6 separate regions of the Homo sapiens genome follow, and all the other regions are linked to region 2. The links are chromatin loops, found by intact Hi-C in ENCODE. Cell type or tissue: heart right ventricle. All regions are shown on one strand.

Region 1 (4,000 bases), 220 kb after region 2:
ATCACTAAGCCAGTGCTGTGGAAACATAAGTACAGAAACAGGTTGTATACTTTCCATGCTAAAAAGGAGTCAGTCTAAGGTGGGAAACAAGGACACGGTCTACAGCTATTTCCACATTGTATATGTGATTGTGCCCTGGAATGTTTGTGCCAGGACTGCCTCCACATGTCATGGTCTCTGCTTTCCTGATACACACTGGGATGCCAAGGACAGGCAGTACTCTATAGAGAAATGTGCATAGAACTTGTGTTTGAAACCTGGCTTCACCACTTATAACATATGAAACCAAAATAAGTCATTTAGCCAGAGTAAGTGTTGGTTTTCTCATCTGTAAATGGAGAGAAAAATCTCTTCTTGTCCACCTCACAGAGTGGCTTGTGAGAATCAAATTAGATAACAGCTAAGTGATTTATAAACTTATGGCACAACCACTGACTGTATCCAATTAATCCATGATTTTATTAAGGTGAAAAGGGAAAAAATAAATAGAAAAACCTAGTCCTTTCTCTTCCCTTTCTAGCTAGACATACTTCTCAGTCCCTTCTTCTTTGAATACATATTAAAATATATTTAATGACATTCTGCCTTATTCAAATGCAAATTTAAATCAGTGTCATGCCATCCAAAATTGCATTTCTCTGCTAACCCAAAGCAATGAATATGTTAGGTCAACCTCCTAAGAAACTCAGAGCAACTCACCCGTAATGTCGACCAATGGGCCTCCAGAGCTGAGAGATCTGCCAGTACTACTTCTTCTTGACTCAGCTTAATCTCATAACCTTTGACCAAGAGTTCAGCATCCTGTATGCTACGTACTATAACATCAACTGTCTTTAACCTGTGGGGACAAATACACATTCCTTCATTAACACATGAATTTTAGGAGCCAGGGTTATATACCTGGAGTGCTATAGAGAGGTTCATAAAACATAATAACCAAAATCAATGTCACCATTTTTAGATGTTGACAGGGTTTTGTGAAAACAAGTAAATGTGGTTTTTATGCTGCCAATTTAAGCCAATTCAAAATAAAGTTCTAAGTGGCATTGGAACATGCATACATGTGGTGGACTCATGGAAGAAAGGCATGAAGCCAGAAACCCATTTTACACTATGAAGAGTTTAAGATGCGCTACTCTTCAAGGTCATAGGTAGAGATGGGTGGGAAGAGGGAAGACCTTCAAAGTCTAATACCTAGTGTAACTAAAAACTTTTCTTTTTATTCTTTAGTGTCTCTTCCTTTGTCTTTATGCCATTAAGTATTATTTTCAGAAATATTTAATCAAACAGAAGTGAGGTAAATCATAGTCCCAACACTGCAAATTAATTCCCCTTTCATATCACTGGCACTTCTTCACTGCAGTCCAAATGAACCTACTTAATGTTACTAGGAACTGAAGCCAAGACCTCTCATTATCAGTATATGCTCTTCAGGATCTATAATCTCTCTGTATTATTCATGAAATACTTTAAGCCTTTCTCTTTCTTATCCCAATGGAAAATATTGCTCTTGGACCCAAAACCTCAGCTCACTCACTTATTCAGATATACAGTAGAGAGACCATAGACATGGTCCATCTTCTCCACCAGCAGATTCAGTTCTGAGCGCAGAGTTGGGACACTTGAACTAGATGGAGACTGATGGAGAAAGCTGTCACATTTCATAGAAACTGCATCCAAGTCTGACCTCAATTGCTGTAAATCCTCCTGGGTGTGCTGCCAGGAACAAGACACACATAAAGAGGGAGACAGAATTGAACAAAAAAGGTAGAAAGAAGTCCACATTTGTAATAGCTAAATATTGGAAACCACCTAAATGCCCATATATAGGAGGCTGGTTGAATAAACTATGAAGCAGACATACGATGGAGAATTATGCAGCTGTAAATGAAATGAGAAAGATTTCTGTGAATTAAGTGGTTTTAGGATATATTTTTAAGCAGAAAAAGCAAAGTCAACAGAGTATCTATAGCATGTTATATTTTGTATATAAAAGAAGGGAAAATGAGAAAATATATGTGTATATGTTTATACAAAGAGACAGACAGAAAGGATAACCAGAAACTAATGAGATGAAAAGGATGGAATTGAAAGGATCGAAGGAAGGCAAAGGGGATAAAAGGACTAGCTAGAGGGGAATACACTTCTTTTTGTATAGATTTGACTTTTAGAACCATGTTAATGTTTTACATTCTTGTAAAGAAATAAATAAGGAAAATTTAAGGGTGGCTCTCAAATGGAACACAACAGAAATATATAAGCCTAACTGTATTTCAGATAAATAACATAATCACACTGAAGGGGAAGAAAGGGTAAGAACACACACAAGCAATTTCTGAACTCAGTATTCGAACTATAGATATACCTTTAGGCTAAAGACATAAGGAACTATAAATAAATGTTAAACTCTAGTTTGGTAGGTTTGTTTACTGCAGTGAGTTAACAATTCTGAAACTACTATCTGTAAATGCTAGGACTGAACAATAAGTAAATATACTGTGGATAACATAAAGCAGGTTTTTCTCTCTTGGGGAAGGGGGTTAAAAATATGGAAAGAGGCTAGAATAATCCCTGTGCTATGGGTTGGGAACTGGATGGGGAGACAAATACATATGAATTTGTGTGTGTGTGTGTGTGTGTGTGTGTGTGTGTGTGTGTGAGAGAGAGAGAGAGAGAGAGAAAGAGAAATTGAGAGATCAATAAATATATTGATCTATATCTGTAAACTTACGTACATGTATATGTGTGTATATGTAACACGTGTGTGTGTGTGTATGCATATATATATTTGTAAATATATGTTTTCTTTTTTTTTTCTTGAGACAGAGTTTCGCTCTTGTTGCCCAGGGTGGAGTGCAATGGCACGATCTCAGCTCACTGCAACCTCCGCCTCCCGGGTACAAATGATTCTCCTGCTTCAGCCTCCCAAGTAGCTAGGATTACAGGCACACGCCACCATGCCTGGCTAATTTTTGTATTATTAGTAGAGACGAGGTTTTACCATGTTGGCCAGGCTGGTCTCCAACTCCTGACCTCAGGTGATCCACCTGCCTTGGCCTCCCAAAGTGCTGGGATTATAGGCGTGAGCCACCACACCCGGCCTATGTTTTCTAGCTCTGTCTGCTAAGTGGGCCTATAAGCAATAATACTCCAACAACAATGAATACATTTGGTACCCAGATCTTAGTTTCTAAATAATATTCTCTGCCCAAAAGAATCAGAACTCCTTGGAGAAACAGTTGATTTCCAGGGTTGAGACTGGAAAAAGCAAGATGAACCTGGAAGATCTTATTTTGTCAAAAAGAAAGAACTTCAATGGGCATCATGACCCATGCCTGTAATCCCAGCACTTTTGGGAGGCTGAGGCAGGAGGACTGCTGGAAGCCAGGAGTTGGAGACCAGCCTGGGTAATATAGTGAGACCTCATCTCTATTTAAAAAAAAGAGAAAGAAGGAAATAACTCAAAAAATGATGGGGACATGTTAAAAGGACAAAAAAGCCAGCTTGAAGGGGCTTCCATTGGCTAACTTTGGGAAATTTTGAGCATCAAAACAATGAAAACAATGACAGTAACAAATTACACACCATTGAATAAAATAAGAATCCATGAGTATATATTGACATAAATAAATAATGAAAGAAGAAAGCAAGGGAAGGAGGGAAGAAAAAAAAAGGGAGGGAGGGAGAGAAGGAAGACAAACTACAGAAAAGGAAAGAAGGCCTGGTTTTTCCTTTTCCATAGAATGTACATGTTTTTTATGTAGAAGGAACGACAGAATTAGAAAAGCAGCTTTTGGCAACTATGATACTAAGAAGTGATTCAGTCAAGAATTAACAATGGATGCTAAAACTAGTTGGTGAAAATTTGATGAAAAATAGGATATTTACATTGTCTCCAGTACCTCCCCATAGGATACTCAGTAATTACAAAGGGAAAATAGGAACCAGAGATGAAAATTAACATCACCAGTAATGTCATATGTATCCTTATATGACACAC
Region 2 (4,000 bases):
TTTTTATAGACAGTGCGTATTTTTTTAGAGCCATTTGAAAGTAAGTTGGAGAGTTCATGTTCCTCTACCACTAAATACTTCAGCATGTATTTCATAAGAAACAGGGTATTTTTAATGTTACCAGGACATAGTTCTCAAAATCAGAAAACAAACACTGCTACAATACTATTCTCTCAACTGCAGTGCATATTCAGATTTCCTCATGTGACAGCACGTCATCCTTTTGGGGCTTTTCATGGTTGGCACGTGTCCTAGACTCATAGATGCGCTGCCCATCCACCCACACCACACTGCCCTGTTGCCTCACTCACATCTCACGCGCCGTCGCTGCATGCACTCTCCTTCCTCTTGCCAAGGATCCCGCTGCCTCTCTCGTGCTCCTTCTTACGTAGTGCAGAACTCTGTGTGCTAGAGAAAAGCACAGCCCTGAGCTATCTGGTCCCTCTTGAGTTGAGGAGCTCAGGTCTTAAGGGCACCTTGAGCAATGCCCAGTGGTCCTCCCAGATTGCTGGAGGTACTTGTCATCCATCGTCTGACTGGAAAACACGCCTTTTCTTCACTCCTCAGCCCTCCAGCATTGCTTCATACACTCTCCCTCTCAGCTGATGGTGTCGCTTATTTATAGAAACAATCAGAAGAGAACTATTTAGTCTTCCTGCAGCCAGATCTACTCCCCTGCCTGCATCATTCTCTCCTGCCTGGCCTGCTTGCCTTCCTGTGACAATGGTGGCCTCCCTCTTCTCCTACCTTTTGCCCCATGGTGTCTTCCCTCAGTCTCTTCCCTTGTCTCTTCCTCCTCCTAGTCTCTAAATTTTTGGAGGGACCCAGTGCTCACCATGGCTTTTCTGTATCTGTATTCACTCTTTACCTCAATAGTTCTCACCCTTTTACCCTAGCACCTGCCTCTTACAGCTCATGCTCTAGTGTGCTGAGATGGAAGTCACAGCTCTGCACCCTTCCAGTGAATGCCTAATTAAAAACACGGTATTGGCTGGGTGCAGTGGCTCACGCCTATAATCCCAGCACTTTGGGAGGCCGAGGTGGGAGGATTGCTTGAGCCCAGGAGTTTGAGACCAGCCTGGGCAACATGGCAAGACCCCATCTCTACAAAAAATACAAAAACCAGCCAGGCATCTTGGTGAACACCTATAGTCCCAGCTTCTCAGGAGGCTGAGGTAGGAGGATGGCTTGAGCTGGGGAGGCAGAGGTTGCAATGAGCCAAGATTGCACCATTTGGACTCCAGCCTGGGTGACAGAGTGAGACTCTGTCTCAAACGAAAAACCCCACAGTATTATTTCATAGTTGTAATATAAAGGGAAATTAAAGGAAAACAATTTGTAATAACATAATATGCATTTCAGTATTCAAATGCTTGGAAGCAACTACATGTATGAAGTACTTGAACATGTGTACTTCTGCCTAGAGCTGCACTTAGTAGTGTGGACTGATTCAGGTGTGTTGTTTTGGCAGAATCAAAGTAACATGATGTTTTGAAATAGTAAAAATCTCTTGGTAAAATTCTGAGCAAAAAGAAATGAAAAGTGACAGGATGGGTTGATTTCTGGAAAAATTTGATACAAAAAAATAATTCTTTGGATTTATATGGAACATGGAGTTAGGGTGTAGGCTCAGATCATTATAAATAGATTTTTCTTATCTACATGAATGTTATTCAGGGCTTTTGAAAGTCCAGGATTTAGAGTAACTCTCCATTACGTAGGAGACTGCAGGACATCTAGAGTCCCTCCCTGATCCCTTCCTTCCAATGCCAGTAGCACCGTATTACTGACCACCAAAAATAGACTGCAGTTTCTGGTAGCCCCTAGGGGGCAGTATGATACCACTGAGAACCCATGCCCTGGGCAATCACGCCGCCCAGTCCCAGGACTTTCAGTGAAATCACCGAGTTAAGCTTGTCCACATGGGTCACCATGCTGATGGCTCCCTGAGCTCCAGACTCCTGTCCAACCACCTACCTTTCACCTTTGCTGGATATCCCACGAGCATCTCACACTTCACATGTCCAAAATGTGGCCTTGGCCTTCTCCCCCACACCCTTCCTCCCCCTTTTCCCTGTTTCAGTAAATGACTCCACCATCCACTTAGCTGCTTGGTCAGAAACTTAGGCGTCATCATGGACTCCTGCATCACCTGCAGGCCACATCTATCTGACTTCAGGTCATCTCCTGGCCCAGCTACTCTTCACCCTTCCCCCACGACCACCAAGTCCTGTTTCCAGCCTGGCTTCTTCACCCTCATAGTCTGATCTTCACTTGGCAGTCAGAGTGATTGTTTTTAATCATAAATCTGATCACATCATCCTCCTGCTGACCCATCCTGCGCTGTGCGTGGGGACGCTGTCCTACAGGGTTAACCCACCTTGGGTCCTGGCACCTCTCTGTGCCCCTAGGATGTGCTGCCCCTCGCCCTCTGCATCCATAGGCAGTCTCGCTGTTCCTCAGACATGCTGAGCTCACTCCTGCCTCAGGGCCTTTGCACATGCCCTTTTCTCTCATGGAATGTTCTTCCTCCACTGTCCAGATGGTTCACACCCACTTCCTTCAGATGCCACCCATGTGTCCCCTTGGCTGAGAGGCCTACCCTGACCTCTCCCTAAAACAGGCTTTCCTGCCACCTCACTCTTCTTTTTAATCAGCTTCAGTTTTCTTCTTACGCTTATTACCTGAAATTGTGTTATACATTTATTATTTTACTTATTTATTTTCTGTCTCCCTTTCTCCCATGTCAGCCTCGTGAGGGCAGGACTTAGGCTTTCTTGTTCACCATTGTATTCTGGAACGGTGTCTGGCACACAGCAAGCATGCAATAAATATTTGAATATTTATTTTAAAAAGCTATTGGTTGTGCGTGGTGGCTCATGCCTATTATCCCAGCACTTTGGGAGGCCGAGGCCGGCAGATCACCTGAGGTCAGGAGTTAGAAACCAGCCTGGCCAACATGGTGAAACTCCGTCCCTACTAAAAATACAAAAAAATTAGCCAGGCGTGGTGGCGGGTGCCTGTAGTCTCAGCTACTTGGGAGGCTGAGGCAGGAGAATTACTTGAACCCAGGAGGCAGAGGTTACAGTGAGCCAAGATCACGCCACTGCACTCCAGCCTGGGCGACAGAGCAATACTCCGTCTCAAAAAAAAAGCTATTGACAGGCTGCTTTTTTATGTGCCAGGCTCCCTGATTGACTCTGGGAATCGAGTGGAATGGGGCCAGGTGCGGTGGTTCGTGCCTGTAATCCCAGCACTTTAGGCTTAGGCAGGCAGATTGCTTGAGCCCTGGAGTTTGACACCAGCCTGGGCAACATGGCAAAACCCTGTCTCTACAAAAATTACAAAATTAGCTGGGCATGGTGGTGTGTGCCTGGTCACAGCTACTCGAGAGGCTGAGGTGGGAGAATCGCTTGAGCCTGGGAGGTTGAGGCTGCAGTGAGCTATGATTGGGCCACAGCACTCCAGCCTGGATGACAGAGTGAGATCATGTCTCAAAAAACAAACAAAAAGAGTAGAATAGGACATGGTCCTCATATGAAGGGCGTACCCAGTCTAGAGGCCCAGCCATGAAGAGGGGGGTTTCTTATTGCCACAACGAGATGTAGCTCCTTATCCTACGCCCCCTAGTCCCCTGGCAAACCCAGGCTTTTTATTTGTTTGTTTTGTTGTTGTTGAGGCAGAGTCTTGCTCTGTCTCCCAAGCTGGAGTGCTGTGACATGATCTTGGCTCACTTGCAGCCTCAACCTCCTGGGCTCAAGCAATCCTCCTGCCTCAGCCTCCCAAGTAGCTGGGACTTATAGATACATGCCACCACACCTGGCTAGTTTTAAATTTTTTGTAGAGATGGGATTTTTCTCTGTTGCCCAGGCTGGTCTTGTATTCCTGGACTCAAGTGATCCTCCTGCCTTGGCCTGCCAAAGTGCTGGGATTACAGGCGTGAGCCACGGTGCCTGGCCCCAGGCCTTTTAGACTGAACTCAGACATCACCTCCTTCAGA
Region 3 (4,000 bases), 180 kb after region 2:
TAGCCCTTTAATTTAGATGCTGACTCTTAAGTTGTACTTATAATCTTCAAGGACCATCTACCTATAAGCTAGAAGTAGGGAGAGGTCTCTACCTCTACTCAATAGATCACTTTTCCAACTGCTCAGAAATCACCAATATCAGTCACTCTCTAAACAGTATGCCACATGCTAATCCCCTCTGAACTGACACGTATAGGACTTTATGGTTTTCAAAGAGATTTTACATGTATTATCTCATTTGCTTTGTGGCACGACCTATAATGTAGGTAGACAATATAATACCCATATTAAGAGTAAGTGAATACCAAAAAGACGTTATATATCTTGACTAAGGTCATGCAGTTTGTTAACGAACAGAACTGCAACTCAAACCTGACTCTCTTCGCTAAACTGTACAAATGGACAACTAATAATCATCTACATTAGTGGAAGGGTAGCTGAATAAATCATACATGTGACAATATAAAAATTGTAAGTTTGGCCAGGCATGGTGGCTCATGTCTGTAATCCCAGTACTTTGGGAGGCCGAGGCTGGCAGATCACAAGGTCAAGAGATTGAGACCATCCTGGCCAATATGGTGAAACCCTGTCTCTACAGAAAATACAAAAATTAGCTGGGCATGGTGGCAAGTGCCTGTAATCCCAGCTACTTGGGAGGCTGAGGCAGGAGAATTGCTTGAACCTGGGAGGCAGAGATTGCAGTGAGCCAAGACCCTGCCACTGCACTCCAGCCTGGCAACAGACTTGAGACTCCATCTCAAAAAAAAAAAAAATGCAAGTTCTTAACTGTGAAATATGTCACTCATGTGTCCATGAAGACTGTCCCTACTAGGAAAAGCCATGGAAAATTAATTCAATAATTAGAGATTAAACTGTATTTCTGGGTAATAATAAGTAATTTGTACTTTTTATTTGTATGTACTGTGTCTATGTGCTTATACATAGACCTTCTTTCTATTCCAATGGAATATGAGTTCTTTGAGGAGAGCTGTGAGTTTTTGTTTTGAAACATATATTGGGATGTTCTTCCTGAATCTAGAAGACAGTGGGAGTTGTCAGTGTTCCTTACTACCTATACTGTTTATGCCACTACTTAGAGAAGGACTACAGATCATCGTCTAGTTTTAGCCTGTATCAACAACAACCTGATAGCCTCAGCTTCCCACATCATTTCAAGAAAGCTGAGTGACTAGGAGGCTGATGCAGGAGTATCACTGAAGCTAGGTTTTTGAGACCAGCCTGAGCAACAACATAGCAAGACTGTCTCTTAAAAAAAAATTAATGAGGCATGGTGAGTCCACACCTGTTACAGTGAGCTATGATCGTACCACTGCACTTCAGCCTGGGTGGCAAAGTGAGGCCTCATGTCTTTAAAAAATAAAAAAAAGCTGGGCGCAGTGGCTCACGCCTATAATCCCAGCACTTTGGGAGGCCAAGGCGGGTGGATCACGAGGCCAAGAGATCGAGACCATGCTGGCCAACATGGTGAAACCCCGTCTCTACTAAGAATACAAAAATTAGCTGGGTGTGGTGGCGTGCACCTGTAATCCCAGCTACTCAGGAAGCTGAGGAGGAGAATGGCTTGAACCCGGGAGGCAGAGGTTGCAGTGAGCCGAGATTGTGCCACTGCACTCCAGCCTGGTGACAGAGTGAGACTCCGTCTCAAAAAAAAAAAAAAAAAAAAAAAAAGCAGAAGAAAAAAAGAAAGCTGGAATGACAAATATATCTTGCTCAATTAGATAGTGAAGTGGGAGCGGTACTACAACCTTGTCTGTATATCACCTAGGTGTCCTTCATTCTCACCTTCCAACTCATCTACCTATAAGGCAGTTTCCTTCCTAGAATGGAGATACCACTTCATTAGGTTGACTGCTGCCAGCAAAAGGTGTCAGAGGAGCCCTATGACAGCAGAACCATTTTTGCTCTGTCCTCTTATAAGACTACCAGGGCTTTGGGGGACACAGTATAATGGACCTTCGAAAAGCGTCATGCAAGAGGCAGAAATCCTATTAATATAAAATATGACAATGGTCCACAAAGGCCACTGAACACAAGTATTCCAGCTAAGCCAATATTTTTTCTATAAAGGTGTCACCACTAAAATATATGATCCATGTGTTGTAAGTGTCCTAAATATGTAATCTTCTTTCAATCATTCAATAGAATGTGCCTGTATATGCCAGTTGATGCCCTTGAAGATGGTTTACTTGGTTGGCTCACTGGCTTATTTCTAATTCCTGGCATATGGCAGCTATTCAGTAATTACTAAATGAATAAATAAATGAGTAGAAATAAACAGTAAGAAGTGACTTCTGCTTTTTTGTTTTGTTTTGTTACAGAACAGGCAGCCTGTAAGAAACAGTGTGCGTTTTCAAGCCTAGCATCTAGAGGGCAATACAGACAACAAAACAATATCGAATGAGAAATGCTACAAAGTAGGAAAGGGTATAAGAGGAACTTATAGGCTGGGCACCTGTAATCCCAACACTTTGGGAGGTGAGCAAATCACCCGAGGTCAGGAGTTTGAGACCAGTCTGGCCAACATAGTGAAACCCCATCTCTACTAAAAATACAAAACTTAGCTAGGCATGGTGGCACATGCCTGTAATCTTAGCTACTTGGGAGGCTGATGCATGAGAATTGCTTGACTCCAGGAGATGGAGGTTGCGGTGAGCTGGGATCGTGCCACTGCACTCCAGCCTGGGTAACAGAGCAAGACTCTGTCTCAAAAAATAAATAAATAAATAAATAAAAGAAAAGAAAGAAGAGCATATGGGGGAATATATACCCTAACTTTGGTGAGTGGTGGTGAATTAAGGGCTTCCTAGAGGAAGTGAACTCTAAGCTGAGATCTGAAGAATGAGTAAAAATTAACAAATAGCTGGGCCCCCTCCGTTACTTTATGCAATGGAGAAGCAAGTAAGTTCCAAGAGCATGTAAAGGCCCAGAGGAAAGTGAGAGCACAGTTTAGCCAATAAACTGAAAGGAATCAATATAAGCAGATGCTCAAGTATAAAGGAAGGTGACAGATAAGGCCAAATAAGTAGACTAGATCCCAGTGGGTAGGGGCTGAGAGGAGAGTTAACCAGGTAATCTTGAGGGCAACAGGGAACCATAAAAAGGGCTAAGCAAGGATATGGCATTTTAGAAAGATTCCTTAGTAGTAAGGAGAATGGACTGGAAGGTAAAAACCAAGAGGCAAGAAGACCAGTAGAAGCTACTATAATAATAACAGTGAAAGCAGACAGTGGTTCTAAACTACAATAATATCTCAATAAAGATGAAGAAGTATAGCTGACTTTGAAAGAAATATAATTACCATAAGATTTGATGACTGATTTGACATAGGAGAGTGAGAGAGAGAATGGAATCTAGGATGATGTCCAGTTCAGACAATGAAGTGGGAATAAAGGAAAGAGAATGTTTAATTGTGGGAGGAGTATCATAGGAAATAGGAGTTCCATTTTCAGGCTGATGTGCTTATGGGCCCAAGTTGCAAATAGGCAGACAGATTTATATACCGTTTTGAAGCTCGGGACAGAAATCAGGGCTGGAAGGAAATGCATACACAGAATTCATTAGTGCAAATGGCAATTACAGTGTTGTGAGTAGATGAGACTGCCCAAGGAAAGTATGTTCTGAAAGATAAAAAGAGGGCCTAGGATACACCTGGAAACATCAGTATTTGAAAACCTGGCCAGAGGAAAGTAAGAAAGATGGTCAGGGCAGAGTAGTATTATGGAAACCAAGGGAGAAAGTATTTCAAGAGGAGTGGCCAACAGTGTCAAAGCTGCTGAGACATCAAAGAAGATACAAACTGAGAAGTGCTCACTGGATTTAGGGGCAAGGTGATTGTGGTTACTTGCTCAGGGCAGGAGAGATTTCTCTAGCATAGTGAGGATAAGCTAACACCCTTACCTTCATCATCTCACATTGCTTGTCCAGTTTCTCTGGGGCTTGATTCACCCCCATGTAACCATCAGTGGTGTCCAAGGCTCCT
Region 4 (4,000 bases), 440 kb after region 2:
GATCAAAAGGGAGAAATGTGGGAACCTGAGACGGAACCAGGACTGTTAGGGAACAAAGAAAGGACTCTGGAGCATAGCTGGTCAGGGAAGAAAAGGGGAAGCCAATTATTCTTTGTCATCAGGGGAAAGGAAAGAGTAAAGAAAGGAAACTGGAAAATATGGGTAGGGATTTATTAGGGGCCATTTTGAGGACAGAGCTCCCAACATCATTTGATCCAACATTCGGTTGTGTATCATTCAATCCCAATATTCATGGAGTGCGCTGGAGCCATGAGCAGTGAATGAAGAACTCTGGTCAATGTAGGTGACACGTTGTGCCCGCCACCCCCCATTTAGCAGTTATCCTCCCCTGTTAGCTTGATTTTTCAGGAGGTCTGGAGAGGTGGTTGTGGGTAAGAAGTTACACTGGCTGATCTCACAATAAGGGCACATTAGCAAGTAAAAAAAGAATTCATGCAACACTGAGCAACCAAAATTGGGACTTGGGCTTCCATTCCAGTTCCCATTCTCAAGAGTTTGAAGGAGAAACTTCTTAACCCCAGGCTAGGGAAGGTGTCTTTGTACCTTGTGAGTAGTGCCAAGTATTTTGGTCAATGCTCAGCACATTGGTAACAAGTAAAACAAATGACGCTTTTCGCTAATAGGTGCATGCTGGTTGTTTCCACACCACACCCTGATCAGAAATCAGGTGAGCAAGTCATTAATCATATCTTTTCCCATCAAGTTTTGCTGGCCTGCCCAAGTTGTGGGCATGAAGATCATGCAGGGAAGGGCCTGAAAGAGGACAGGGAGGATCCTTAGACAAATGCTCATTTCCTTCCAGTTTAATCCTCCGTGCTAAAACAAACAAACAAACAAAACTAGTTCTCAGTTTGGTGTCAGCTGCTAATGAGCTCAGTTTACAAAAAGAAGGGGAATAAGTTTGAAGTATATGCATTTTTCAGTAAAAGGCTTTTAGCGGAAAATGCAGGATGAGTTGCTGATTGATGGCACAAGCACATTTTTCGTAAACAGCAGAGAATATAGAAATGCTAACTCTGGGGATCTTGACTGTGTCAGTGCTGAGTCATCTGCATTTCCCATATTATTTTATACCAGCAGGCCTAAGAAGGCCCAGACAGAAATCACGCATACAAACACCTCCACACAGACATCTCACCCCCACACAGACATCTGCCTCCTTATGTCCATTACACTACATAGAAAAGTCCCTCCATTCCCACCTGGGGCTGCTACACGCGCCACTTTGTGAGCAGGTTCCTCAAGATGTGTGACTGATGCTTGCCAAAGGTGAAGAAAGAACAGGGGCAAAAAGGGGAAGAGTCCGCTGTGAGAATCAGAGAAGACCTGGGGGCGTTGCAGGGAGAAGGCAAGGGGTTGAGATTCCTTTTAAGAAACACACAAATCAAAGAAGAAACTTCTGCTTTAGGTTGTGGCTAGAGAGCTTCTCTAAGACTCAAATTGCTTTCTTGACAAAATTTGCATTTAAATGCTCCCAGGAGATTTTGAAATAATGCATTCTTCTAATGAATGGAAAGTGGGGAAGTCCACATGTTTGGCTGATGTTCCTGTTTTATACAGAGAAAATTTTACAAGGCTAGAGGAACAAAGCGGCTGCCAGGGGGGATGGGAAGAAGGAAGTCTATGAAGGGGAGGTTTTTCGCTTCTTTCAAGCAACAGTCTAAATTTATAGCCAGACCACACAGTCGCAAAAGCTCTGAGGCTTTCTCCTTTTGGTCTTTGATTTTCTTTTGCTCCTGATGGGTGAGACTGCTGCTGCATTTCTAAGAAGGCTGCAATGGGGGAAGCAGAAGGATGTACTCGGAAGGGCATCTAGTGGAAGAGAAGAGTAATACAAGGAAATTAATGCCCTTTATCCTTGGTGTCCTCCCAATTAAAGCCTCATCAAATACCCCTATCCCTAAAGCCCTGCCACTTTCTATTTCTTTCAGCGCCTCTAATGTGTTATCTCGCCTCAGGGCCATCCAACCGACTTTCCTCCCAGATTATAACCCTTCATCACTCTCCTTTGGCCTGGCTCACTCCTACCCATGCTTCTGCTGAAACTCCCCAGGGGAAAGCCTTCCTTGACCCCCCCCCCGCCTCCAATTAATAGGTCCTCCTCTACCCTTTGGTAATACTCATCACACTTGAAGTTATGGTACAGTGTCTCTCATCCTTACTAAATCGTAAGCTCCCTGAGGGCTGAGACTGTTTGTCGTCTAATTCACCACAGGATCCTTAGCACCTAGCAACTGATCTGGCACATATAGGGCACTCATTAACTATTTCGTCTTTCTTTTCTTTTCTTTCTCTCTCTCTTTCTCTCTCTCTCTCTCTCTTTCTTTTTCTTCTTTTTTTTTGACGGAGTCTCGCTGTCGCCCAGGCTGGAGTGCAGTGGCGCGATCTCGGCTTACTGCAGGCTCCGCCCCCCGGGGTTCACGCCATTCTCCTGCCTCAGCCTCCCGAGTAGCTGGGACTACAGGCGCCCGCCACCTCGCCCGGCTAATTTTTTGTATTTTTAGTAGAGACGGGGTTTCACTGTGTTAGCCAGGATGGTCTCGATCTCCTGACCTCGTGATCCGCCCGCATCGGCCTTCCAAAGTGCTGGGATTACAGGCGCGAGCCACCGCGCCCAGCCTCTTTCTTTCTCTCTCTCTTTTCTTTCTTTCCCTCCCTCCCTCCCTTTCTTTCTTTCCTTTCTTTTTTGAGATGGAGTCTCGCTCTGTCACCACCCAGGCTGGAGTGCAGTGGCGTGATCTCGGCTCACTGCAACCTCCACCTCCCGGGTTCACGCCATTCTCCTGCCTCAGCCTCCCGAGTAGGTGGGACTACAGGCGCCCGCCACCATGCCCAGCTAATTTTTTTTATTTTTAGTAGAGAAAGGGTTTCACTGTGTTAGCCAGGATGGTCTCCATCTCCTGACCTCGTGAACCACCCACCTTGGCCTCCCAAAGTGCTGGGATTACAGGAGTGAGCCACCGCACCCAGCCAACTATTTCTTTAATGCTATGCATAGTGGCTCACACCTGTAATCCCAACACTTTGGGAGGCCGAGGCCAGAGGATTGCTTGAGCCCAGGAGTTCACGACCAGCCTGGGCAACATGGCAAAATTCGGTCTCTAAAAATATACATATACACACACATATATATATATATACATATTTTTTTTTTTTTTGAGACAGAGTCTGGCTCTGTCACCCAGGCTGGAGTGCAATGGTGTGATCTCGGCTCACTGCAACCTCCACCTCCTGGGTTCAAGTGATTCTCCTGCCTCAGCCTCTCAAGTAGCTGGGATTACAGGCGCCTGCCACCATGCCCAGCTAATTTTTGTATTTTTAGTAGAGATGGGGTTTCACCTTGTTGGCCAGGCTAGTCTTGAAGTCCTGACCTCAGGTAATCCATCCACCTCGGCTTCCCAAAGTGCTGGGATTACAGGCGTGAGCCACCGCACCTGGCCAACTATTTCTTTAATGCTATGCATGGTGGCTCACACCTGTAATTCCAACAATTTGGGAGGCCGAGGCAGGAGGATCGCTTGAGCCCAGGAGTTCAAGACCAGCCTGGGTAACATGGCAAAATTTGGTCTCTAAAAATATACATACACACACACACACACGCGCGCGTGCATTTGTATATTTGTTTACTTTATTTAATTTAATTTAATTTATTTATTTATTTGCAACGGAGTCTCACTCTGTCACCCAGGCTAGAGTGCAATGGCGCAGTCTGGGCTCACTGCAACCTCCACCTCCTGAGTTCAAGCCATTCTCCTGCCTCAGCCTCTCGAGTAGCTGGGATTACAGGCGCCTGCCACCACCCCCGGCTAATTTTTGTATTTTTCGTAGAGATGGGGTTTCACCTTGTTGGCCAGGCTAGTCTCAAACTCCTGACCTCAGGTAATCTGCCCACCTCAGCCTCCCAAAGTTCTGGGATTACAGGCATGAGCCACCGCACCCGGCCTAAATTTTTGATTAAATGCATGAATGAGTGAACCAG
Region 5 (4,000 bases), 54 kb after region 2:
GTCTTGTTTCTAAACAGTTCATTGGTAGAGCTTCAGTTTCTGCCTCAATTAAAACCAATTGAGATAATCACACAGCAACATGGTCGGAGCTGAAGAACAGCAGCTAAAAAACAGGAGCCCCAGACAGCCCCTTTTCATGGTCACTTGGTCAGTTGACTTTATTACGCACAAAAAAAGACGAAAGCAAACAGGACTGGTTAACAAGTGTGCTGGTGAACTCCATTAAAGGACGAGCACGTGTTTGTCTTACGTCCACATTTTCAGAACAGGCTCGTGGAATTCATTCCTCAGTTTGTGGGAAGTTGATCGACCATTTAAATAAATAGCAAAAAAAGTGGATAAAACAAATCTGAAATTCACAATGTCACCAACGAGCCTATCCCTTGCCAAGGGTCTGGGTCCTGGTGAACACAAGAGTTACTGGTGTCTAGGCTGGATAGGGAGCAACAAATCAGTTTAAAACCCCAAATGTTCTGACGTTTTCTGAACACTTACATTTACCCCTGAATTCTAGCAGCTATTTGTCCTTTAAACACCCAGTACTGAAACAATATCCAAAGACAGTATTGCAATGAACTCCTTTTGCTGTATCATGTGCAAATGTTACTTAGATGAGGTTCCCTCTCTTTAGCTAAAAATCACAAAACATTAAACAATGGAAAAAGCCCTCCCCTCAGTTCTTGCTAATTGAGGTGTCCGTGATTTACAAAAAAAGAGTTCCTTAAACACTGCAGGATTCTTATTTTTTTAATATAATTTATCTTGCTGAGATAGCAAGTCAAGTTTATAAAGAAGATGCATTTAGGAATAATCCTAAAAGATAAAGCAGGTTTACAACCCTGCACCGCGCAGAAACCCTATTAATAGGCTTTTTTTTTTTTAATACACATTTGTATCTTGACCTTTTCACTTGTTTTTCTCAAATATTTCATTTCTGGGCCCCATCCATTACAGGGTTACCAGGAGGCAAATTTTATCTACATAAATATTCACATGAAAATAGTAACTTACAAAAAGAAAAAAAATAAGGCAGCTTCATAACACAATTATTCTTTTACACTTTTAACAATATAACTTCTCCCGTTCAGAATAAATATACACCCAATGTATGGAGCAGGATTCAAAGTGGATAGTGGCTTGGGGGTGCTTAGACAGTGTTATCGCTTGGGACCTGGAGTCCTGGGGGAGGCAGTGGTGGTCTTCTTAGACATGGTTGGGATTTTGGAAGGTTTGTTTAGCCCTCTCCTGGAGTTGCCTTGGCCCCCTGCAGCGCTGCTTTCTGAAGTGTCGGAACAAGCAGACTGCGTCTCTAAGAGGTCAAAGTCAGAAGCGTCACTTCCTCGCCGGCTGCTGGCTCGACTCCCGGCTCGACTCCCAGCCCGACTCCCAGGGCGACTGGCAGACTTTTTAGGGTCTGGAATTCAAGAATAAAACAGCAGACTTAATAGAGATGGCATGGGGTGGAAGAACAAGTGAGCAGAAGCTAGGGTTCTGATCCTGTGTGATCTTAAGCAAATCTCACAGCCTTTCTGCACCCCAGTTTCCTCATCCATACAGAAGTTGCTGAAGCCTTTTCTGGCTTTGTGATTCTACTTGAGAAGCTGCCTCCTGGGGATTAGAAAGCCACTCTATCAGCAGCACTGTCACCTTCCATGGCCCCAAAGTGGAGGCAAGCAAGGTTGCTCAACCACCTCAGCACAGGTGGGTGAGCCTGCCAGCCGGGCTAATCCATGGGCAGGATGGATAGAGGCAAAATGAGGGGAAGCAGCCAGCCAGGAAATGAAGGAAGATTCCTAGGTTCCCATGAGGAACAGTAGCAGGAGAACAGATGTGATCTTCCCCTGCCTTTCTTGGTTCAACAGCAGCCATAGTAAGTATGACGTGTTGGAAAAATTACTAGCAAGCTGCTCATCCCAACACTGGACTGGTGTCTGAGGAAGACCCACATTTCCTTTTACATTCTCTCAAATGTGATCATTTCTGATGAGAACGCATGGCCCAGCTTTGGCTGTGGAAGCATCTCATCTCAGAAGGAAAGCTTAAAGCTAGCTGTAATGACAGAAAAAGTAAAGGTCACTTGAGCATCTGCAGGTCTGTCTTTCTGGGCATCACACTAAGTGCCACTCTCATTACCCGCTCCTTGGGAGCAGTGAAACATTCCACATAGGCTGTTGTTTCCAAATTCTCAGCCTGGCTTGTAGGTCACGGGGCAGGTACTTACCTGCCCGATTAGTTTTGGCACCTGTGGAGGCCGGGGAAGAACTATTGCTGGTATCACCAGCAAGGGATGTCCGACTAGAATGAAAAGTTGGTGTTGGTCGTTTCAACTTGCTACCTGATGATGGGATAACCTTAAAAAAAATAATAAAAAGGTCACATTTTACTTGGTAAAATCTTTGCCAGAAATTCAACTTTAAAAGGTCTCCTTACACCTCCTTATATTTGCTTAGTTGAAAAGCAAATTAAAAGTCCAGGAAAACAAAGATTTCTCTTAAAGTATCCTAGGTCATATATTTTGATAATTCCCAAAATCAAAGTTTTATGTTCCAAATAAAAATTTCAAAATGTCTTCAAATACCTTTTGTTTTACTAATTTCCCCTAGAAATGAAAAAAAAAAAATCCTCAGTAAGAATACAATAGTTACAACAAACAATTATGGTGAATGAGTAAAGGAAAAAGAAATTCAAATAATACTAGGTATCAAGATTTTGGGGTTAAAAATTTGAAATGAGTTTTAGCCCACCTATTTGATATGGAGATTCAAGTATTACTCCAATCTTTTTTTATTTTATTTTTTTGAGACGGAGTCTCGCTCTGTCACCCAGGCTGGAGTGCAGTGGTGCAATCTCGGATCACCGCAAGCTCTGCCTCCTGGGTTCACACCATTCTCCTGCCTCAGCCTCCGAAGTAGCTGGGACTACAGGCACCCGCCACCACGTCCAGCTAATTTTTTTGTATTTTTTAGTGGAGACGGGGTTTCACCGTGTTAGCCAGGATGGTCTCGATCTCCTGACCTTGTGATCTGCCCACCTCAGCCTCCCAAAGTGCTAGGATTACAGGTGTGAGCCACCGCACCTGGCCCCAATCTCTTAACACTAAGTAGGTGCAGTAACTTTAGTAAGATCTTTTAGTCATTATCCTTACTGGTAAAATGCAGATAAAATTACTTAACTTGTGGATCAAATAAACTATGAGAAGCACACGACTGTGGGACTGAGACATCAGGAACAAGTCTGTGCATGAAGAACCAGGAGACCTGGGTTTGAGTCTGGGTTCCAGGACTGATTGAAATTAACACCTGTGTCTTTGCTTCTCTCTTGGGAAATCAGGGATTAAATCCTGCCTCTTTGACTTCATTTCTACCACACTCCTCATCAGTCCATCCCAGCCACACTAGCTTCCTTGCTGTTCCACCAATGGCCCAGTGAGGGTCCACCAGTCTTGTCCCCTTGCTGTTCATTTTGCCTGGACTGTTGTTGCACAATCACCACACCCCAAGCCTACCCCAGATACACGTGTGGCTCACCCCCTCATTCCCTGCAGGGGCTCTATTGAAAGGATGACCTTAGTAGAGAGGTCTTGTCTCACTACTCAGAACACTGCTTGTACACTTCTATTCTCTCCCCTGCTTCCTGTGTTCTGCACAGCACAGAAGAGGAACTCAATAAAAACTTGCATGAATAAATGATGAATAGAAGCATTTCCCAAACTGGAAAAGAGCTACATATTATTATCACTGCTACCAATAGGTGCTATGTTTCCTATTTGAGTGATTTTTTTTGGTTTTTTAGATAGTAGGCTTAACTGGAGGAAAAAGAGTATTTTAAATGTGTGGGTGTTTTTTTTTTTTTTTTTTTTTTTTTTGAGACAGAGTCTTGCTCCATCACCCAGACTGGAGCACAGTGGCATACTTCATGGCTCATTGCAGCCTCGACCTCCCAGGCTCAAGCAATCCTCCCACCTCAGCCTCCCTAGTGGCTGGCTTATTTTTGTATTTTT
Region 6 (4,000 bases), 65 kb after region 2:
TAGCCAATGCTGTGACAATTTGTAAAACATTTTGCATGTATCCACGATATTTCCTTAGGATAAATTTCTTTCTTTCTTTTTTTTTTTTGAGACAGAGTCTTGTTCTGTTGCCCAGGCTGGAGTGCAGTGGCCCAATCTTGGCTCACTGTAACCTCCGCCTCCTGGGTTCAAGTGATTCTTCTGCCTCAGCCTCCTGGGTAGCTGGGACTGCAGGCGCGTGGCCACCACGCTTGGCTAATTTTTCGTATTTTTAGTAGAGATGGGGTTTCACCATGTTAGCCAGGATGGTCTCCATCTCCTGACCTCGTGATCTGCCCGCCTCGGCCTCCCAAAGTGCTGGGATTACAGGCATGAGCCACCGCGCCCAGCCTAGGATAAATATCTACATGTAGATTTTCTGGGGAGAAAGGATGCATACCTAAGGTAAAAACATCAACTGATGAATGTCAACCATGTGTCAAGGTTGATAGATGCCAGCTGATTCCAAAATGTTTTACTAGCATACACTCTCCAAAATAATATGAGTATATTAAATTTACTTCATTCTGGCCAATTATTGTGCTATGAGCATGAGTACATACAGGAAAAAAGTCTGACAATTTGTTAGGTAAAAACATCTCTCTGCTGTTGTAACTTGCATGTGGAGGGTTACTACACACTGCTCTCTTGTTTTTGAAACCCTGTCCTCCCCTGGCTTCAAGGACGCCTGCTCCCTTGCTGACCACTCCTCCCTGCCCACTTCTAAAACATGGATGTCTGCTGGGTCTGTCCACAGTCCTGTTCTCCCCTTAGACTTGACCTGGTGATGAGCTCATCCACTGAGGCTTCAGTGCTACCATTATAGTCACACCCAACTCCAAATATATTAGTAGGGCAGGCCTTCCTGCTGGATGCCAGAAGTTATATCCAGCAACTGATTAGGCATGACCAGAGTCAGGAACCAAAACCCTGGCACCAACGTAGGTCTCTCCCTCCCAAGGGCAGTTCAGTCTATTGATTCTACCTTCAAATGCCTCTTGAATCCCTGAGCCTGTGCATGCCCCCTTGTACTCAGGTGTTTCATGGAGCACCTCCTCCCCACTGGGTAACTGTAGCAGCCTTCCTACTGGTCTCCTTGTTTCTCATCTCACCACCCACCCAGCCCTCACTCATTTTCTCATTCTGCAGAATGCATTTTTTTTTTTTTTTTTGAGACAGGGTCTCACTTTGTCACCCAGGCTGGAGTGCAGTGACACAAACATGGCTCACTGTAGCCTTGACCTCCCAGGCTCAAGTGATCCCCTGACTTCAGCCTCCCAAGTAGCTGGGACTACAGGCATGTACCACCTTGCCTGGCTAATTTTTGTATTTTGCAGAATGAATTTCTAAATGAAAATCTGTTGTCAACAGCTCAGAATCCTTCCATGGTGTTTCACTGCTTATAGCAGAATTCCCCAAGTGAGGTTTTCTAGGGTTTTCCTACAAAAGGGGTTTGGTCCTCTATATTTCCCTGCTTGGGAGAGCTTTAACTTGGCATCTCCCAAATTCATTTGACCGTGACTTTTCGTTTTTTTGAGGACCACATCTTGGGGACTAGGAAGCACAATGTGGTAAGTACCCAGGACCCAGTGGTCTGGCATCCATCACCTGGCCCCTCCTGCTGACCCGTCCAGAGTCTTATCTGGTCGCTAACCTTGTACATTTGGCTGCAGTCCCATGGGACTACTTGTCCCCTTACTTTTTCAGCTGTTGACACTTCTGTTCATATGAACTTGTGGTTTCTGTACCAAGAACATCCAGATCCCTTTTCCTTCTGGTCAAGTGTTACCTCCTTTAAGATGTGGCTGAAGCAACACCTCCTTTTCCTTTTTCAAAACCTTTTTTCTTGAGATACAGTCTCACTCTGTCGCTGAGGCTGGAGCGCAGTATATACACACATACACTTATACACACACACAAACATTTATTTTTATTTAGTTATTTTTTGAGATGGAGTCTTGTTCTGTTGCCCAGGCTGGAGTGCAGTGGCACAATCTCAGCTCACCACAACCTCCGCTTCCCCGGTTCAAGTGATTCTGCTGCCTCAGTCTCTCGAGTAGCTGGGGTTACATGTGTACACCACCAGGCCGTTAATTTTTGTATTTTTAGTAGAGACAGGGTTTCACCATGTGGGCCAGGCTGGTCTTGAACTCCTGACCTCGGGTGATCCGCCCGGCTCAGCCTCCCAGAGTGCTAGGATTACAGGTGTGAGCCACTGTGCCTGGCCATATATTTATTTATTATTATTTTTTGCGACAGAGTCTCCCTCTATTGCCTAGGACGGAGTGCAGTGGCATAGTCTCGGCTCACTGCAACCTCTGCCTCCTGGGTTCAAGCGATTCTCCTGCCTCAGCCTCTCGAGTAGCTGGGACAACAGGGTCATGCCACCATGCCCGGCTAATTTTTTTATATTTTCAGTAGAAACAGCGTTTCACCATATTGGCCCGGCTGGTCTTGAACTCCTGACCTCATGATCTGCCCGCCTCGGCCTCCCAAAGTGCTGGGATTACAGGCATGAGCTGCTGCACCCGGCCTGTATTTTATTTTAAAACAGAGATGGGGTCTTGCTATGTTGCCCAGGCTGGTCTTAAATTCTTGGCCTGAAGTGATCTTCCCTACTAGGCCTCCCAAAGTGTTGGGATTGTACACGTGAGCCACTATGCCCAGCCCAATTATGTCCTTTTCCTGATACCTTCTCCATCTTCATGGGCAGAGTCATCTCTTCCCCTCTTGCTCTCTCAACCATTCATTTTACCAAATAGAAGGGCATGTATTCACATGTTTGTTCCCTGCACTAGGCTGAGAGCTTCTGCAGGCAGGGACCATCATCTTAATTTACCTTTGGATCCCAGTGCGAGGCTTGCATTTAGGGTTTCAGTAAGTATGTGTGAAACAGAGTAGCCTCTGTTTCTCTGAAATAGCCTCTGAAAACAAGTCTCTCAACAGTTTCAAGGAATGGATCTCGCAACCTTCATGAACTCACTAAGTGCTTCCATTGAGAAGTGCTCATTATTTCACGGGGATGAAGAACAGAAGCACCAAGCTGTGTTAAAGTGAGGAGTCAGTGGCCAGTGGGGCTCACTCTCTCGCTGTGTGACCGGCTCTCTTGCACAGCAGAAACAAATGCAAATCCATGAATTTTCATGACTGAAACCACAAAGTTAAATTTGTGACTGCCAACACCTACTATATATAGAATATTAAAGCAATTTAAAAGAGCAGATAGAATAGCTTTCCATAAGAAAGATACTACAAGAAGGAAGATTATCCCATGTTAACAGCAACCTTTGCATTTTGTGATCTGAGGACCTGTTTAATTCTATCACAGGATCCTATGCTGATCTCCTATATCATGACCCTGTTAGCCCCAGAGGCCACCATGAGGTAGGTACATTGTAACGCCTCATTAAATGACTGCTGAGGGCCCAAAGGGTGTCTCACTTGCTTTCCTAGCTGGGTGCATGCAGGATGCTGGGAAAATACAGTTCATAATTTTCTCAGGGTACGCTTACACGTCATAACGAAACAAATAAACATAATGAGACAGTCTCTGTTTTCATAAGGAAATCTCCAGCCAATGGTCACCTCTTGGGATAGTATTTCACTGGCCAGAGATGCAAAGACGTGTGAACAATTCTCTAACGTCATCCTTCCAGGTTACTACAGCCATGCCAAAGACACGCAACATAGGCATTAAGGCAATCTGAGACTGTAAACAGTGGTTAGCTAGCTCCTGCACGCTTCCATGAGGCCTCATTAAGAAGGTCTAAACTCAAGTGAAAAATAATGGCTTACTTTAATTGGGGCTTTAGAGGCTTGTCTTCTCCCTTTTATTTTCCTTCCTCTCTCTGTAATTTCCATCTTCTTGGTCCTTATGCTCTTAAGCTCACAATAGTAAAATTCCCACATTTCTGGTGCTCTCATCTCGGTCAAGAGACCAATGAATAATTAATTTATCCCAAGCCATGCCTAGCTAATATTA

What was found. A loop is a pair of places that touch in the nucleus more often than their neighbours do. Peaks named below come from ENCODE experiments on the same cell type or tissue, not always from the same donor. Only the 100,000 strongest peaks of a DNase experiment are listed, where the experiment ranks them.
Region 1: it touches region 2 in a loop (2.1-fold over the local background); 3 of 110 quality-filtered maps call a loop at or near these places.
Region 3: a loop joins it to region 2, with 2.5 times the contacts of the local background. A loop is called at or near these places in 9 of 110 quality-filtered maps.
Region 4: it touches region 2 in a loop (2.3-fold over the local background); 69 of 110 quality-filtered maps call a loop at or near these places.
Region 5: a loop joins it to region 2, with 2.1 times the contacts of the local background. A loop is called at or near these places in 29 of 110 quality-filtered maps.
Region 6: it touches region 2 in a loop (2.4-fold over the local background); 28 of 110 quality-filtered maps call a loop at or near these places.

What each region holds. Positions count from the first base shown.
Region 1 is chr1:39,313,229-39,317,228 of GRCh38, reverse strand. It overlaps MACF1 (microtubule actin crosslinking factor 1), which reads right to left. Exons shown (of 101, transcript NM_001394062.1): 27 at 1,538-1,716; 28 at 700-838; 29 at 1-15. Among named protein-coding and RNA genes, the nearest start is that of MACF1, 110 kb to the right of the region's middle. In heart right ventricle, no CTCF peak of the experiment used is centred here; no DNase peak of the experiment used is centred here; H3K27ac peaks cover 493 bases.
Region 2 is chr1:39,537,214-39,541,213 of GRCh38, reverse strand. It overlaps the pseudogene PPIEL. Among named protein-coding and RNA genes, the nearest start is that of PABPC4-AS1, 26 kb to the left of the region's middle. In heart right ventricle, CTCF peaks have their summits at 1,624 and 1,825 (motif pointing right); DNase peaks (open chromatin) are centred at 323 and 1,883; H3K27ac peaks cover 1,702 bases.
Region 3 is chr1:39,353,150-39,357,149 of GRCh38, reverse strand. MACF1 (microtubule actin crosslinking factor 1) reads right to left here. Exons shown (of 101, transcript NM_001394062.1): 44 at 3,919-4,000. Among named protein-coding and RNA genes, the nearest start is that of BMP8A, 140 kb to the left of the region's middle. In heart right ventricle, no CTCF peak of the experiment used is centred here; no DNase peak of the experiment used is centred here.
Region 4 is chr1:39,100,536-39,104,535 of GRCh38, reverse strand. It overlaps a transcript of MACF1 not described here. Among named protein-coding and RNA genes, the nearest start is that of NDUFS5, 76 kb to the right of the region's middle. RefSeq lists enhancers at 986-1,541, 1,655-1,764, 1,785-1,834. In heart right ventricle, CTCF peaks have their summits at 1,631 and 1,831; a DNase peak (open chromatin) is centred at 1,665; H3K4me3 peaks cover 454 bases; H3K27ac peaks cover 2,180 bases.
Region 5 is chr1:39,482,952-39,486,951 of GRCh38, reverse strand. It overlaps MACF1 (microtubule actin crosslinking factor 1), which reads right to left. Exons shown (of 101, transcript NM_001394062.1): 100 at 2,222-2,351; 101 at 1-1,414. The coding sequence ends at 1,158. Among named protein-coding and RNA genes, the nearest start is that of BMP8A, 6.7 kb to the left of the region's middle. In heart right ventricle, no CTCF peak of the experiment used is centred here; no DNase peak of the experiment used is centred here; H3K27ac peaks cover 1,211 bases.
Region 6 is chr1:39,472,659-39,476,658 of GRCh38, reverse strand. All of the region lies in intron 97 of MACF1 (microtubule actin crosslinking factor 1), which reads right to left. Among named protein-coding and RNA genes, the nearest start is that of BMP8A, 17 kb to the left of the region's middle. In heart right ventricle, no CTCF peak of the experiment used is centred here; DNase peaks (open chromatin) are centred at 934 and 1,650; H3K27ac peaks cover 1,414 bases.